2 separate regions of the Homo sapiens genome follow, and region 2 is linked to region 1. Evidence: chromatin contacts called from ENCODE Hi-C data. All regions are on one chromosome and are shown on one strand. The core of a region is the stretch at or near the end of the contact, and the rest is flanking DNA. Distances in the headings are between cores, read along the strand shown.

Region 1 (4,113 bases), core at 672-3,171:
TGCCCTGTCAATGTGAAAGCTTGTGTTCTACTTCAGCTCTGTAAACTTTTCTTTTATGACTGTTTTGATTGTTTCATTCTGTCTGTTGTCTCTTTGCTGTCTGTTTATGGAACTCCTTTTGGATACTATGTTGGAATTTCTACACCTATCTATCTGATAATTTCCAACTTTTTCTTCTTCTGTACTATGGTTTGGGATAATTTCTTCACCTTAGTGAGTGTTTGAATGAAGTGCTTTTGAAAACTGACTAGAGGAACAGATATCATTGATTGTTTCCGGACAGTAGGTTAAATATATTTTTGCTGCCCTGAGGAAGCTGTCCATTGTTCCTGCCCTGGAGAATTATACTAGCTGGGATTTTTCAAAAACATTTATACCAAACATTTTCAAAAACATTTGCACCAAGTGACAATAGCCCATGAACATAGTGCTACAGAAAACTATGATCAGAGAGTGGTAAGAGATCTACCATATATCCCCTCCAGCTACATAAATGAATATCCCTTGTTTACCTTAAACAATAAGCTACCTGAGGTGTTTCTATATTTATTTTATATATTTCTATAAATAAATATATTGTTTAAATATATATTAAATATTGTTTAAATATATATTTCTATATATAAATATATTGTTTAAATATAGTGTTTCTATATTTACCCACTATCTGTTTAATTAATGCTTTTTGATAGTGATTGAAACTAAGATGTCCAAATCTTACTGCTACCTCTGTCCCTGGCAGCTCAAAAAATATTTATATAGATTATTGTTTGCTTTGGAAACATTTCAATATAATTAACCAATTTGTCTTATTTTAAGCATTCCAAAGAACTTAAAGGTGTTTCATTAAAAAAGATACATATATTTATATACCTTTGTATGAAGTAGTTACCTAATCATTTTTTTTTGTTTTGATAAGCTGAAATTTATAGGCCTTATAAACATATTGTGTAGCCTTATAAGAGAATTAATACCAACCTCAGGTCTTATATTTGTATGAATGAATTTTTAAAAATCATTATAGTAACCCAAGTTATTATAGTTTGTATTGGGGCTTATTTAGCCTTGATATTGAATACAGATTAAGTTTGAGGACATTTCTTATTTGAAAATCTCATATTGGTGTCAATTTAAAACAGTTTGAAAGCAATTGCTGAAAATGTCTTAGTGCGATTAATGATAGGAAGATTGGAGATGTTTAAAGATATCACTTTCTCAGCTGTACTTAAATTAGGACTGAAGAGATCTGTAGCGGTCAAAAGCTGGCAAACCAACTGTTTATTTATCAAAACCGACTAGTTATTTATCAAAGCAGGTGGTTGGTGATTCAAATCCATCAACCACCTGTTTTTATAAATAAAGTTGTATTGGAACACAGCCATACCCATTTGTTTATGTGTTGTCTATAGCTGCTCTTACACTACAGTGGATGAGTTAATCACTGGCAACAAAGTCTACAAGACTTGCAAAGCATAAAACATTATCTGGCCCTCTACACAAAGTGTTAACCAGTTGCTGCTTTAAACAACGGTGACAGTTTTGTGGAGTCTTACTGACCACTACTTTCATACTGTTAGGAAAATGGCTCACAGTCATCTGAAAACACACTATACTTGGTTGCATATGGCCTTGCTTGGGTTCTGCCTTCTGCCTCAATGCTGTTTTTCTCCTTTCACTCATGCCTAGAATATATCCAACCTTCAAGGTATGATTCACGTAACACTACCTTTATGAAGTCCTATCATAAAGAAATGAAGTAAAATTTCCTGGACAAATCTCCCAATCGCTCCCTTACATATAGTTTGAAATCCCTTGCCCCTCTCTTCCTTGTACTTGCTTGGTATACACATAACATGTTTAAATCCAGTTCTGTACCTATTCCAGGCTTTCTTTCCCTTTCAGCTTACTGTGGCTGGAGAAAACACATACCACCCTAATGACTAATCTCACTCCACAACCATTCACAACATTGATCCTTCAAAAGGTCAGGCTCTCATACTATTCTCCCAGTTACCTAAATGGCTATTTTGTGTGTCCTCTTCCCTCTCCTCCTCCTCCTGTCCCCATCCTCCTCCTGTCCCCATCCTCCTCCAATCTTCACTTTCTGCTCATGTCTTTTTATTTTAATTCACTGAGAAAATGGAAGTAATAGTAGAAAACTTACACCTACCTACCAGCCCCATCCCCCTTATAACTCAGCATTCCTTCCCGTGACAGTAGATGACTCAGCCCTCGCCCCCTCTTGGAGGTGAGCTAACATCCTCATCTTCACTTGCTTATTAGAGAACATTACTCTGGCACTTCCCACCCCCTCCAAAATCCTTAATTCCCCCTCTCTAATAAGTCAGTCCCATCAGCATGCAAACATGTTGTTATTTCCACCACTTACCACCTGCAACAACCCCCTTTCCTTCCTCCCTTTTGGAGCAGGATTCTTAAAAACATTGCCTGCACTAGCATCTTAAAAACCTTTTCTTGCTACTTTCTTGTCAGCCATCCCAGGCAGGCTTCTGCCTCCATCTAACCCCTAAAAGTGCTATTGTCAGAGTCATCTGACATGACCTCCGGGTTGCCAAGCCCACTGGTCAGTGCTGAAACTGTGTCTTGCTTGGCCTGTCAGTGCATTTGATGTGTCCATCATTCCCTTTTGCTGGATATACTTCCCTTGACTGACTTCTAGAATATGATACTCTTCATTTTCCCCTTATTCAGTAGTCATTCCTTTTGATTTTTCTTTCCTGGTCCTTCTTTTATAATCCTTGACCTAATTAATACTGAAGTATCCCATGCTCAGGTTTTGGTCCTTTTCTCTACCTACATCACTCCCTCATGAGCACTCTGATGAGTTGCATATCTATTTCCAGTTCAGACACATTCCTGAACTCGAGATTTATGTATCCAATGGCATATTTGATATTTCCTTGTGCATATCTAATGAGCCTTTCAAACTCAGCATGTCCAGAACTGAAACTCCTGACCTGTCCCCTCTCCTCAAGGCATCAGCTGTGTCCAAGGCTTGCTTTTTTCAGTTGATGTCAGCTCCATCTTCTCAGGTGTTCAGAGGAAAAGACTCAGAGTCATTCTCATTCTCTTTTTCCTCCTGTACCCTGCAATCTGTCTGGAAATTATATTAGTCCTATCATAAAAAATGATTCCAGACTCTAACCACATGTATCTATCTCCACTGCTACCCCAAGCAGATTCAGGTCCTCCTCTCCTCCACCTTTCTGACCTCATCTCAGACTACTCTTGCCCTTGCTCATTCCACTGGCTTCTTTTCTGTCCCTTAGACTCATAGCCACACAGTTGCCTCTGCCCTAGCTATTCCCTCTGCTTCAAATAGTCTTCACTGAGATACCACCGGGGCTCACACCCTTTCTATCTTTACCCTGACTACCCAAAATTTCAACCTCACCCTTCTTACCTTGTTTCCTTTTTCCTAGATAATTTTTCACTCTCTAATAAAATACATAATTATAATAACTTATTTGTGCATTTTCTATATGGTTCATCTTTCTTTCTGAAATCAAGATTGTGTTCTGCCATCATTGATGTATTCCAAGGTCATAAAAAATGCCTAGCCCATAATAAATATTCAGTGAATATTTACTAAATGAATCAAGGAAAGTGATGTTGTCTTATAGTCTCTATATTCTATTCAGTCTCGGCTTGTCTTTTCTAGTGGTTTGAATGAATGGATGATGCATTTAACCCAGAAAACCAATACTTGTAAATCTTTTATTCTTGTATGTTTAATTAATTTTAAATGTGTGATTAGACAAGTTAATAAGCAGAACAAAACATCAAGTATGTTAGATCATCTTTCCTCACTGGGAAGAACTATAATATTGGTATAGAATGTAAGATGTTTACAGTTATTTTCACAAGCAATGATTTGCTTGGGAAATAGCAATGGTGTGAGCCCCGACAGTATCTGGGTGAAGAATATTTGAAGCAGAAGGAAAATCTAGAGCAGAGGCAACTGTGTGACTACGAGTCTAAGGGACAGTTTTCACTCCAGAATGAAAACTATAGAGATGCCTGCCTGCGTTAACTTGCTCACCTCACTATGTATTTTCCCTGGGCAGTACCATCCTGCTAGGATTTCAGTGC
Region 2 (3,919 bases), core at 1,399-3,898, 410 kb after region 1:
CCTTTGTAGGGATATGGATGAAGGTGGAAACCATCATTCAGAGCAAACTATTGCAAGGACAGAAAACCAAACACTGCATGTTTTCACTCATAGGTGGGAACTGAACAATGAGAACACTTGGACACAGGATGGGGTACATCATACATTGGAGTCTGTCGTGGGGTGGGGGGAAGGGAGAGGGATAGCATTAGGAGATATACCTAATGTAAATGACGAGTTTATGGGTGCGGCACACCAACATGGCAGATGTATACACATGTAACAAACCTGCACATTGTGCACATGTAGCCTAGAACTTAAAGTATATATACACACACACACACACACACACACACACATACACATATATATACATATATACGTATATATGAGTTCTATATATATATACATATATACGTATATATACGTGTGTATATATATGTATATATATAGAACTCATTACCTAAACCCAACTTACAAATATTTCCTTCTGAGTTTTCTTCTAGAAGTTTCACAGTTTTAGCTCTTACATTTAGATCTATAATCTATTGTGAGCTAATTTTTGTGTATGTGTAAATTCTTCTCTTTCCATATAGATAAACCAATTGTCCCAGCATCATTTTTTGAAAAGATTCTCCATTCTCCATTGAATTACCTTGGCAGCTTTGTTTAAAATCAATTGACTTTAAAGATAATAGTTTATTTCTGGACAGTAAATTTTGTTCTATTAATCTACATTATATACTTATGCTAATACTACATTGTCTTGATTATTATAGTTTTGTAGTAATTTGTGAAGTCAGAAAGTGTAAGTTTTTCCACTTTGTTCTTCTTTTACAAAATGTCTGGGTCCTTTGCATTTACATATAAATTTTAGGTTAGGCTTGCCAATTTCTGCAAAAAGACTACGGAGATTTAGATAGCGATTGCAATGAATCTATAGATCAATTATGGAGAATTACTAAACAATATTGAGTCTTCTAATCCATGAACACAGGCTGTCTCTCCATTTAGTGGATCCTATTAATTTCTCTCAGCAATATTTTGTGTCTTCTGTGTACAACATTCAGACTAACTTTGTTAAGTTTATACCTATTCTTTTCGATGTGATTATAAGTTAGACTCGTTAATCTAAACCACCATTTCTGACAACTTTCAGGACTGTGCTATTTCCTACTCCAATCCAAGTCAAGTCAGCCCCCTCTGTTAGTGAAGCTGCTGGTGTTAATGGCCTTGCCCTAGGAAATTGTGTTCACAGGGCCAGGGTTGATGGGAGCAGCCCTCAGCAAAATGCCACAGACTTCTACTGATGCTGCCCAATGTTCACTAGTTTCTCACAAATAAGTACTTCTGAATTTGTGGTGTGCATCCAATTTATTCTGTTTATCCTAAAATGGTTGTTTTGGATTGTTATTTCCAGTTGTAATATTCCTTTTGGAGAGAGGGTGTGCTAAGCTGCTCACTTCATCATTCTAGGAGCCATGCCCCTACCTGCATGATCACTTTTGAGTTTCAATACTGTTTGAAGAACTTCCTCAGAAAAAGCATGCTGTACTCTGCCTACACTAAATGGCCTGGTAAGCTTCCCTTAAACATTGTGATATAAGTGTTAGTGTTTCACTTTTGATAGTAAACTTGAGAGAAATATAGAATTGTACTGTTTTTCAGGTGTGCGTATGAGCAATTTTATTCTTTTTCTCCCAAATGAATGGCAAGTTAAGCATTAATTCTAGGTAAATATTTAGTTTCTGAGGATGTGGGTTTTTTTGTGAGTAAGAAAGTCACCTTTCAGTCAACTATGTGGTTCTGGGTATCCTTCATAACATTTAAAATAATTATTATATGTTTACTATCAACAGGAAAACAAGTTTACTTTGAACTTTATACTCAGTGTGTTTTGCATCTCTCTCTAGCATGAAAAGGCTCTCCCTTTTGTATGTTCATATGTTTTGAACATGACCCCAGAATGTTTCAAATTTTAAATATCCTCATGCAGCAATTAAAAGCACTAACACCGGAATAGTTTGGACCTCTGATTGAGACAACTTACTATAAGATGTACCTCTTCTATTGGAGGTCTGTTCTACACACCATCATTTTTCTTAATTATTTCTGACATTTTGCCTATCATACACTGACCTTCGAAGCTATTTATTGAAAACCCTTCTCGGAAATCTCATAGTCTGAGAGTGAATTGTCAAAAATAATTAAGAAAAATGGTGGTATATTCCCCTGACACAGAAATATATCTTTTCTAAAATGTTGCTGCTTTTAACTGAATTTAATTTAAAGTCATTTCAAGAATTATGAGTCTATTAACTGAACAACTCCCGCAAAAGTAAAAACACCCAGAGCTTTGGATGAGATAGTAATAAGGAGAAAAATGTTCTCATGCAGGCTATTATTTTGAATTTCTTGTATTTTGTGGGAGAGTACTGCCATACTCAACTCACTACAATTTAAAACATTCATGAGACTTCCAGGAGTTTTTTGAGATTGTCCCCTATCATATCATCCATGTGTATTTCTTACCAAAAAGGAAAAGAAAAAAAACAAAAGAAATATTCCCAAATCAAACCTGAATTCTCCTTGCCTCCTCTGACAGGAGTTAACACGACATGTCTAACAAAGCCTGGTCTTCAGGAAGTGAGCACTGCTTACCGTCTTCCTGTTATAACTGGCAACACATCATTGGATTTGGCTTCAATTATTTTAAATGCAACTTTCTTTAAATCGGAAATGCCAACGGCCATGTCCTCTAGCATTCCAATTTCATCGCCTAAACAATAGAAAAGGCACTTAGCTACAAACAAACATTTGAGGAAAATGTCACTAGCTACTATGCCTCCCTGCTGGAATTTGTTCTAGCATTTTATTGAATGAGTTTCTGAATGCAGTGAACCTACTCTAGACACTTTTCCTCAGAGGCTGAAGGTGTTTCTTAGTGAAATGAGAACCATTTCAATGGACTTCAGAAGTCAATCTACCCTTTGAGGGAAGGAAGAACGTGGACATTTGCTGTGAGGCTGGAGAGAGTGTTTTAACCCCTTTGTGATTTGTGCACCTTTCTTTCTACTGGCAGGACTGATATCTGTTGTCTAGAAATAACAGAGGTAGCTGAATTTATCATCACTGACCCAGGTTCATGCTAGTTTTGCATCTCCATACATTAACAAATGAAGCCTGACAGGGAGATCATTAAGATTCCAGATCAGCACTCTCTAACAGAAATATGTGAGCCACATATATAATTTTAAATTTCCTGGTAGTCATTTTTTAAAAGAGTGAAATTAAAAAGGTAGAATTAATTTTAATAATATATTTTACTTAATCCAGTATATCCAAAATACCATTTCAATTGTAAATTAATATGAAATTATTAATTATCAATATAAAATATCTTTTAAAACTAGTTTTTGAAATCTGGTATGCATATCTAGTACTTATTGATTTGGACTAGACACATTTCAATTACCCAAAAGTCACACAAGGCTACTATATTGAACAGTGCAGTTCTAGACATTACAGGGTTGAGACTTTAAAATCCAGTCATTGCAACTATGTTGGCACAGAGCCTTTTATATTAAAAAAGCCAGATGGCTGCTCAGGAGTCCACTCTGAAATAATCTATAATTCCATTTTCAAAGCATAATAGGAGGCAAAAGTAAGTTACAAGGTGAATGCAAAAAACTGAAAGTTATATTATTTTTGTAATACTTGGCACAATAAAGGTTTACTTATTTTTATGTTTTCTTGAAAAATTTCTGGATTAAATGTCCTTCTGAATAGAAATGTGATTTTAACTTGTACTAAAGCAATACTCACTGTATGTACTTAGCAGTCCTTCATATTGTACTATCAACCCCACTGTGTGAAGCTGCTGTAGGAAGCCTGGGTCATACAGACTTGTCTGTAATTTGATGATAAAACCACAAACCAA

The links. A loop is a pair of places that touch in the nucleus more often than their neighbours do. Pooled maps may share reads with other maps.
Region 2: a loop to region 1 is called in a map of endothelial cell of umbilical vein, with 6 times the contacts of the local background. The contact joins two enhancer-like sites. A Hi-C loop is called at or near these places in 1 of 168 maps with a recorded cell type or tissue (endothelial cell of umbilical vein), 1 of 37 single-sample maps with no recorded cell type and 2 of 50 pooled maps.

Annotation. Positions count from the first base shown.
Region 1 is chr4:141,712,035-141,716,147 of GRCh38, forward strand. The region is part of intron 2 of IL15 (interleukin 15); the gene reads left to right. Among named protein-coding and RNA genes, the nearest start is that of IL15, 78 kb to the left of the region's middle. Within about 2 kb of position 1,922, at least 4 of the 41 ENCODE cell types and tissues checked have a DNase peak (open chromatin) inside an H3K27ac peak, as active enhancers do.
Region 2 is chr4:142,119,488-142,123,406 of GRCh38, forward strand. It overlaps INPP4B (inositol polyphosphate-4-phosphatase type II B), which reads right to left. Exons shown (of 26, transcript NM_001101669.3): 20 at 3,805-3,919; 21 at 2,641-2,758. Among named protein-coding and RNA genes, the nearest start is that of IL15, 480 kb to the left of the region's middle. Within about 2 kb of position 2,649, at least 2 of the 41 ENCODE cell types and tissues checked have a DNase peak (open chromatin) inside an H3K27ac peak, as active enhancers do.